Regions from separate parts of the Homo sapiens genome. Here region 1 is linked to region 2. Evidence: read pairs that join two places in POLR2A ChIA-PET (ENCODE). Cell type or tissue: A673. All regions are shown on one strand. Each heading gives the region's core, and the rest is flanking DNA. Links, peaks and the distances in the headings are about the cores only.

The links. Peaks named below come from ENCODE experiments on the same cell type or tissue, not always from the same donor. Only the 100,000 strongest peaks of a DNase experiment are listed, where the experiment ranks them.
Region 1: POLR2A ChIA-PET joins it to region 2 with 7 read pairs; 10 of 35 experiments call an interaction of 5 or more read pairs at or near these places.

What each region holds. Positions count from the first base shown.
Region 1 is chr5:163,527,162-163,531,559 of GRCh38, forward strand. No RefSeq gene overlaps it. Among named protein-coding and RNA genes, the nearest start is that of MAT2B, 24 kb to the left of the region's middle. In A673, for the core only: no CTCF peak of the experiment used is centred there; no DNase peak of the experiment used is centred there.
Region 2 is chr5:163,466,722-163,471,119 of GRCh38, forward strand. HMMR (hyaluronan mediated motility receptor) reads left to right here. Exons shown (of 18, transcript NM_001142556.2): 4 at 980-1,027; 5 at 2,920-3,108. Among named protein-coding and RNA genes, the nearest start is that of HMMR, 8.3 kb to the left of the region's middle. In A673, for the core only: no CTCF peak of the experiment used is centred there; no DNase peak of the experiment used is centred there; H3K27ac peaks cover 1,320 bases.

The DNA.
Region 1 (4,398 bases), core at 297-4,296, 60 kb after region 2:
TTTCATTTCTTTCACTTTGTTGTGCTTTCTAGTTTTGGCTGCACATCTTTCAGTAGCTTCCTGAGAAAGGTTCCATAACAGATCCAAATGTGAAGGCTCGACTGTGAGTGCCTGGGTATATAATTTTAGCTGAGAAATCATTTTTCCCTGGAATTTTGAATGCATTGTTCCATTGTGTTTGTGCTTCCACTGTTGATTTTGTGAAGTCCAAAGACATTATGATTCCTTGTCCTTCGTATGTTTTCCTCTCTTCTCTGGAAGCTTGTCAGATCTTCTCTGTGTCTCTAGTGTTCTGAAATTTTACAGTGGTGCCCCTTGTTGTAGTTCTCTTTTCATTCATTTTGCCTTGTACTTGGTAGGTTCCTTCAATCTTTAAACTTAAATCCTTCACTATTTCACTGCTATTTTTCTCCTATTTTCTTTTTCATTCTACTTTATAGATATCACATCTCCTATTCTGACTGTAGGAGGCTGAATAATGACCCCCTCCCCTTCCCCAAGATGTCCATGTCCAAATCCCTAGAACCTGTGACTCTTATGACACGTGATTAAATTTAAAAATCTTGAGATGAGGAGGTTATCCTGGTGTGTCCAATGTAACAAGAGTCCTTTTAAGAGGGAGGCAGGAATTCAAAGAAGTAGGAAATGTGATGATGGAAGCAAGAGGTCAGAGTGATGCAAGGAAGCAGTCACAAGCCAAGGAATTCGGGCCTCCTCTAGAAGCTAGAAAGGCAAGAAAACGGATTCACCCCTAGATCCTCTGGAGAGAGCATGACCCCGGCAACACCTTGGATTTGGCCCAGTGAAACCCATTTCAGGCTAATGACTTCCAGAACAGTAAGACAGTAAACTCATGTTATTTATGCAATATGAGATAGCATCAATAAGAAACTAATACATGGATTCTTTGATTTTCATATTTTCTTCACAATTTTTCAGCTCTTTGTCTTTTTACATTCTGAGAGGTTGCTTTGACTTTTTTTTTTTTTGAGATGGAGTCTCGCTTGGTCGCCCAGGATGGAGTGCGGTGGCGCGATCTCAGCTCACTGCAACCTCCGCCTCCCTGATTCAAGCAATTCTCCTGCCTCAGCCTCCCGAGCAGCTGGGACTATAGGCATGCGCCACCACGCCCAGCTAACTTTTGTATTTTTAGTAGAGACGGGGTTTCATCATATTGGCCAGGCTGGTCTTGAAGTCCTGACATCGTGATCCACCTGCCTTGGCCTCCCAAAGTACTGGGATTACAAGAGTGAGCCACCCCGCCCGGCTGCTTTGACTTTTTAATACCCCTACAAATTCTTCTACTAAATTCTTTTTTGCTACCATCTTCTTAATTCCTAATAGCTTTTCTTTGTTCTCTGTATGCTTCCTTTTTTTAAAAAAAAAATTGCATCATTATCATGTTTCATGGATGTATGGGTTCTCATATATCTCAGAAATATCAATGGTAATTTTGTTTTTGTTACGTGGAGTTTTTTGTTGTTTTTTATTTTTGTCTTCAGGATATCTGTTTCCCCCATACTCCTTTGTTTTTGGTCTGTTTTTTCACCCCAGTGGAAAACCACTATTCTGGTACCAATGTAAGTGGTTTCCTTTAGTTGGGAAACCCCTATTGTCATTATTTTTAGGTTTTTCCTCCTGGGAGATTAGACTTCTCGGGCTTCTTCCAGTCTCCTGAGTGGAGGGCAAAGGTCTGACTGCCCATGGCCTGGTAAGCGCATGGAAGAAGCAGCCTGAGATCCCTACTGTTAAGCTATTAAATGAGAGTGCATCAAGGTGAACTTTTTTTTTTTTTTGAGACGGAGTTTCACTCGGTCACTCAGGCTGGAGTGCAATGGCACGATCTCAGCTCACCGCAACCTCCGCCTCCTGGGTTCAAGTAATTCTCCTGCCTCAGCCTCCCAAGCAGCTGAGATTACAGGTGCCTGCCACCATGCCCAGCTAATTTTTGTATTTTTAGTAGAGATGAGGTTTCACCATATTGGCCAGGCTGGTCTGGAACTCCTGACCTCAGGTGATCCACCTGCCTCGGCCTCCCAAAGTGCTGGGATTACAAGCGTGAACCACTGCACCCGAACATGTGAAAGTTTTATCACAGAGAAGTGATGCTAGGGGAAACAGAGAGCTCACCACATCACTATCATGTCTTTAAGCCATCTGAGCTAGCACTCAGGGCTCCTCTCATACCATCCACTTCCTACTTAGGGTGATCACATAATTAGTAATGTAGAGGCTCATTGTTAGAATCAAGTTTACCTGTTATAAAATAGGCTTTCTTAAGAGTGTGATATTCATCCAGTAGAGGCCTAGTCCCATGATAATAGGGCAAACAATTCTGAACTCCTTGCTAGATTATATTAGAGTTCCCACACAGTTTGAAGTTGCTGCAATTAGCATTCAGCCTTCATATGTTCACTTAATCCTCCTATTTTCAGCATAGTACCTGCCCATTTACTCCCCAACACACACACCTCAGTCTAGAACCCACCTCTGTCCAGGCTCAGTGGCTCACATCTGTAATCTGAGCACATTCGGAGGCTGAGGCAAGAGGATCACTTGAGCCCAGGAGTTTGAAACTAACCTAGGCAACATAGTGAGACGCTGTCTCTACAAAAAAATTAAAAATTACCCAAGTGCGGTGGTGCTGTGTAGTCCCAGCTACTCAGGAAGCTGAAGTGGGGAGGATCGCTTGAGCCTGGGAGGTCAAGGTCGAGGCTGCAGTGAGCAAAGATGGCGCCACTGCATTCCAGCCTGGGCAACAGACCAAGACCCTGTCTGGGAAAAAAAAGGAGGGGGAGGGAGGGGAGAAAATAGAACCTATCTGTGTTGGTCTCTCCAGGGAACAGATGTCCAGTCATCAGGAGCTGTTGGGGAGGGTGTCTGGGAATCTAACTTCACTTTTTCTTCTTTACTCTGTCCCTTCCCCTTTACCCAAGATTTCAGAGGTATCTGATCCCAAGCCTTTTGAGGATTTTTCAGAGTAAGTTAGTTTAGTTCTCAATCCACTTCTAGCCAAAATTCAGCTCTTTTGGGTAGGTTAAATCTCTTACCATTAGTTCCCTTGCTTTTCAGCTTCCAAAATTTTGTTCTGTTGTCACCTTTCTTGTTCTCTCTGTCCTTGTTGTGTTAGGCCTTTTTTTAAAAAAAATTTTTCCTTGGGATTTTGAGAGGAAAACAAAATTTGATACATGTATTCAATGCACTATCTTATTATAGAACACCATACCATTATTGACTTTACAGGCTTGGATCTTGAACCTCCTAACCCACTTTATGAGCTGAAACTCTCAGTTTTCTTTAGTTTGACACCTTACATAGCAGTGTATGATCTTCTGGCTTACTTGAGTTGCTGCTCTTTGCCATTATGTCTTTGGGAAAGTTAATTAACTACAACTGGAACACAAGTATCTTAGATATGGTCATCATTTAATACAAATGAAGCACAAAACTAGCCATTTCATTTTTGGCTACTAATACTGGCTGCCTTCACCTGGAAAAAATGATGCTGTTATTAGTAATAATTCCTATCATTTTTGGAGTAGCTTTTAGTTGAAAATATCTAAATATTCCTTGAACTCCTGTGGACTTCTTATTACAGACTTTCAAGTCTAAGCTTTAAAATTGAGAAAAATCAATTTTCTGATTCCTGCCAACAGCAATTCTTGGGGGATGATTAAGGATCAGCATGGCATATTAACATTGTTGATCTAAAACAAAGCTAGTAATTTTCATCCTTTACCCAATGTTCCAATCAGTGTTCTTAAGTTAATAATGTTAGCTTCCTGAAGCGAGCCTGCAGTCTTTATATTTTCCATTTGTAAGATATAGTTCAATTGGATTTTAGCAAGCAGTATTTGAATTTCCATTCCATAAGGTGGTGCTGACTAAATGCTAAGTGTAGTAAAATTGGTATTAGATCTCTTGTATTTGGGCACTTTAAGGATGATCTGGGCATGAAAATAGGACATTATGCTGTAGACAGTGTATTAATTTTTTATGTGGCTTTAATAAATTGCCACAAATGGAGTGGTTTAAACAACTCAAATATCTTACAGTTCTGTAGGTCAGTAAGTGTAAGGGGGTAGATGCAGTTAATATTTACAAAAGGATTAAAGTACAATCTTTATTAATTTGTAAATAAAGATTGAAATCTGACACAGGTCTTAGTGGGCTAAAATCAAGGTATCTGTAGGCTGCACTTCTTTCTAGAGCATCTAGGGGAGCCTAAGTTTTCGGCTTATTTGGATTGTTGGTGGAATTCAGTTCCTTGAGTCTGTGGGACTGAGGTCATTGCTTTCATGCAGATTATAAACTGAAGGCTCTTCCCACCTTTTGGAGGTAATCACCTTCCTTGGCTTGCGGCCCTGTCCTCAACCTTAAAAGCAAGCAGCAGCAGGT
Region 2 (4,398 bases), core at 290-4,289:
CATTGATAATTTTATACCAATGACATGCTGAAAAAATATATTTGATATGTTGGGTTAAATAAAATATATTAAGATTTTTACTTTTTAAACACACTACTAGAAAAATTTAAATGCATAGGTGGCTTGCATTATTTTTATTGGGCAGGACTATTATAGACACTCTTTTCTTAGAAATTGATGTAAGTGGTTTGACTTAAATTTCTTGAAGAAACTGTTCTGTAATTTTGTAATTTATAAAGCCCCTTAGAAAACTAAATTACATACAAGTTTGTATGGAGCCCCAAAATAATAGTCCTTCCCCATAAAAAATTTCATGGAGTGTGAAATTAATAAACATGACACTGATGTCACCCCCACCTCCTGCCCCACTTAGAAACATCTGAAACAGATTTCATTCAAGATGTTGATGCCTTTCTTCCATTTTTAGATGGAAAAGATATTCTTTTTCTAGCCATTGTGTCAGAAAGTCTGTTGGATATAAAAAGATATAGTGTGAAAATTATATGTCTTATTTAGAATAAAGCCAATGAGAAAATTAGAATCAGAGCTTATGCTGTTTCAGTTTTTATTTCTTTGCATCTGTATATTTTCCTCTTCGGGTATCAAAGTTTAAGTCGATTTCTCTTTGTAAGATTCTTTCTGAGATAGCATAATTAAATATTCAAGATGTGTTGCTATTTAACATTAGAGGGAGGCAGTCAGTAGCTTTATTCATAAAGTTCCACCTGTTCTTTTCACTGGGCTGATTAGGAAAATCCTGATTTATTGGGTTGAAAATTTCTAAACCTAAAATGTCTTGAGATTTTTAGAATATTTTATTTATCAGATGAGTGGCCTACACAATGTTTAACAGTGTAATGTTTAAAATAGAAACTAACTGATTGGATCCCTTCATCTTTTCTGATAACTGAAAAACAAATTTGGCTGTCATATCTGTGACATCTAAATTTGCTTATAAGTTTTTTTGGCTTTTAAACAGAAGGAATCTCAAAAGAATGATAAAGATTTGAAGATATTAGAGAAAGAGGTAAGCAGTGCTTTAAACTTAGTGAAAAGTACACATGATAGAAAGAGAGTTACACAGATTTAAGAGATAAGGATTCTGTTGCAGTGTGAGGAGTCCTGCAGTGAGGCAAACATGCCATCCAGAACAGTGCCTACAGGAAAACAGTTCTTACAGTATTTCACAGATCTATCCGGGCTATGTTAATGTGGTATGCTGGCAACGCCGAGATTAAAGATAGCCCACTTAATGAAAAACTGATAACTGAAAAATCATTATGTCAGTTGATTACAATTATATATGTGGATCAAATATTTATATCTATCCATCGTTCACAGTCTTCCTGTATGCTAACTTATGTTAACACAACATAGCTAGAGGATTTCTTAGTGAGCATGCAATCCTAGCTGGTTAGACTGTGATGAAGTTAGGCTAACTCGATGCATTGCTCTGCACAATAGGTATAGGCCTTCCTCATGGGTGAAATAACATAGAGCTGTGCTGTTTGATATGGTAGCTACTCACCACATGTGATGATCTAAATTAAATAAGAACTCAATTCCTCAGTTGCAATAATCACATTTCAAGTGCTCAGTAGCCACATGTGATTGGCAGCTACCATACTGGACAGGGCATTTCCACCATGACAGAAATTTCTATTGAACAGTACTAACCTAAAGAACCCATTTACTTTCCTAGCAATGCTAAGCAGCTCACTGTGAACTTTGCTTCTCTGCAGTCTTTTTTTTCTGTTTCCATTGCTGACCAACTCTTTTCCTCATGGATATATTCTTTCAATATATTAAAATCTTTCATTTGATTACAGTCGAATGTTGGCTTTCAACCAAGAGTATGTCAGAGTAACTGTAAATGTCTGCTCAGTTGCTCTGATTCTTTTTTATGTATTCTAATAATGTTAGCTATCATTTTACTGAGGGTACATGTAGGGGTTGATACTTACAGGAATAATCACTGAGTCTCAGTGAGATAGCTGGTAAGTGAGTGGTAGAGCCAGGATTAGAACTAATAATTTACACCAGTGACTTCATTGGGTATAGAATTTTAGGGTGGCAGGTTCCCCCCCATTATATTAAAAATATCATTTCATTGTCTTTTGGCTTCCACATTTTCTGTTGACAAATATTGGTTTGGGTTTTTTTTTGTTTTTTGTTTTTTTAATCTGGTAATAGCAGCAAGAATGATGGCTTGCCAATGCCTAGTACATTCTCCTCAGAAGCCCAGCTCTGCCTTCTTGAAATAAAAAACATTTAGCATTTTAAGCTAATTTGAATTTGTGTAATTGAAGCTAGAGAAAATAACTATTATAGGTGGAAATACCTTAAAAGTGAATAAATAGCGGCCGGGTGTGGTGGCTTACACCTGTAATCCTAGCACTTTGGGAGGCTGAGGCGGGTGGATCACGAGGTCAGGAGATCGAGACCATCCTGGCTAATATGGTGAAACCCCGTCTCTATTAAAAATACAAAAAATTAGCCGGGTGTGGTGGCCCGTGCTGGTAGTCCCAGCTATTCGGGAGGCTGAGGCAGGAGAATCGCTTGAACCCAGGAGGCGGAGCTTGCAGTGAGCCGAGATCGTGCCACTGCACTCCAGCCTGGGCAACAGAGCACAGAGCAAGACTCCATCTCAAAAAAAAAAAAAAAAAAGTGAATAGATAGCTTAATTGTACTTGGAACTTATGGCAACTAAAGTTCTTATGTTCTTAAAATGCATTAAGACTTTTAAGATGTATCATAGGTAAATATGATTATTCAAATAGCTAGTAACATTAGAATATCTACAAGCATAATGTCAAAATCAGAGATTTTTCCAGAAACTTTAGGGGTGATTATTGGTAGCATCTCCTTATGTTGGCATTCTATCAGTGAATCATTTATTATCACCTTGTTTTTGTCCAGATTCGTGTTCTTCTACAGGAACGTGGTGCCCAGGACAGGCGGATCCAGGATCTGGAAACTGAGTTGGAAAAGATGGAAGCAAGGCTAAATGCTGCACTAAGGGAAAAAACATCTCTCTCTGCAAATAATGCTACACTGGAAAAACAACTTATTGAATTGACCAGGACTAATGAACTACTAAAATCTAAGGTATCTGAGCCTCATGATAATATTTACAATTGAATAAATATAAACACGTTTTTTAGGGCCGGGCACGGTGGCTCACGCCTGTGTTCCCAGCATTTTGGGAGGCCAAGGCAGGCGGATCACCTGAGGTCGGGAGTTCGAGACCAGCCTGACCAACATGGAGAAACCCTGTCTCTACTAAAAATACAAAAATTAGCTAGGCCTATTGGCGGGCGCCTGTAATCTCAGCTACTCGGGAGGCTGAGGCAGAAGAATCACTTGAACCCAGGAGGTGGAGGTTGCAGTGAGCTGACATGGCGCCATTGCACTTCAGCCTAGGCAAGAGAGTGCGACTCCATCTCAAAAAACAAAACAAAACAAAACAACATACACCAGGCGATTCAGATTCATTTTGTTAAGCAAACATGTTTCAAGAAATCCTTTCTCAGGGACTTGCTTTAGAGTCTTGCAATGGACTTTCCAGCATATAGAGGTAAGTGACCACCCAAACAACCTTTCAAAAATGAACCAACAGGCCAGCCACAGTGGCTCACACCTGTAATTCCAGCGCTTTGGGAAGCTGAGACGGATGGATCACTTGAGGTCAGGATTTTGAGACTAGCCTAGCCTAACATGGCGAAACCCCATCTTTACTAAAAATACAAAAATTAGTCAGGTATGGTGGCGTACACCCGTAATTCCAGCTACTCAGGAGGCTGAGGCATGAGAATAGCTTGAACTCGGGAGGCTGAGGCATGAGAATAGCTTGAACTCGGGAGGTGGAAGTTGCAGTGAGCAACACGGCACTCCAGCCTGGGTGACAGAGTGAGACTCTGTCTTACAAAAATAAAATAAAAATAAACCAGCAAGTCACATTAAGGAAAAGAGGGATAAGAACAGTAGACTGGTACAGTGGCTCATGCCTGTATTTCCAGCATTTTGGAAGGCTGAGGGCTGGAGAATTGCTTGAGGCCAGGAGTTTGAGACCAGCCTGGGCAACATATCAAGACCCCATCTCTATAAACAAATTGAAAAATTAGCTAGGCATGGTGGTGGTGCACACCGGTAATCCCAGCTACTCAGGAAGATGAGGCAGGAGGATTGATTGAGCCCAGGAGTTTGAGATTATAGCGAGCTATGATCATGCCACTCCACTCTAGCCTGGACAGCGGAGCGAGACTTGATCTCTTAAAAAGAAAAGAAAAAAAAATTAAATCAATCAGTAATTATGGTGTAGGTCAAAGACTGTTCTCTCTACCAAAGTATATTAAAGTCAAAAACATAACCCCAGTGATAGGTAGAAAAATCAATATT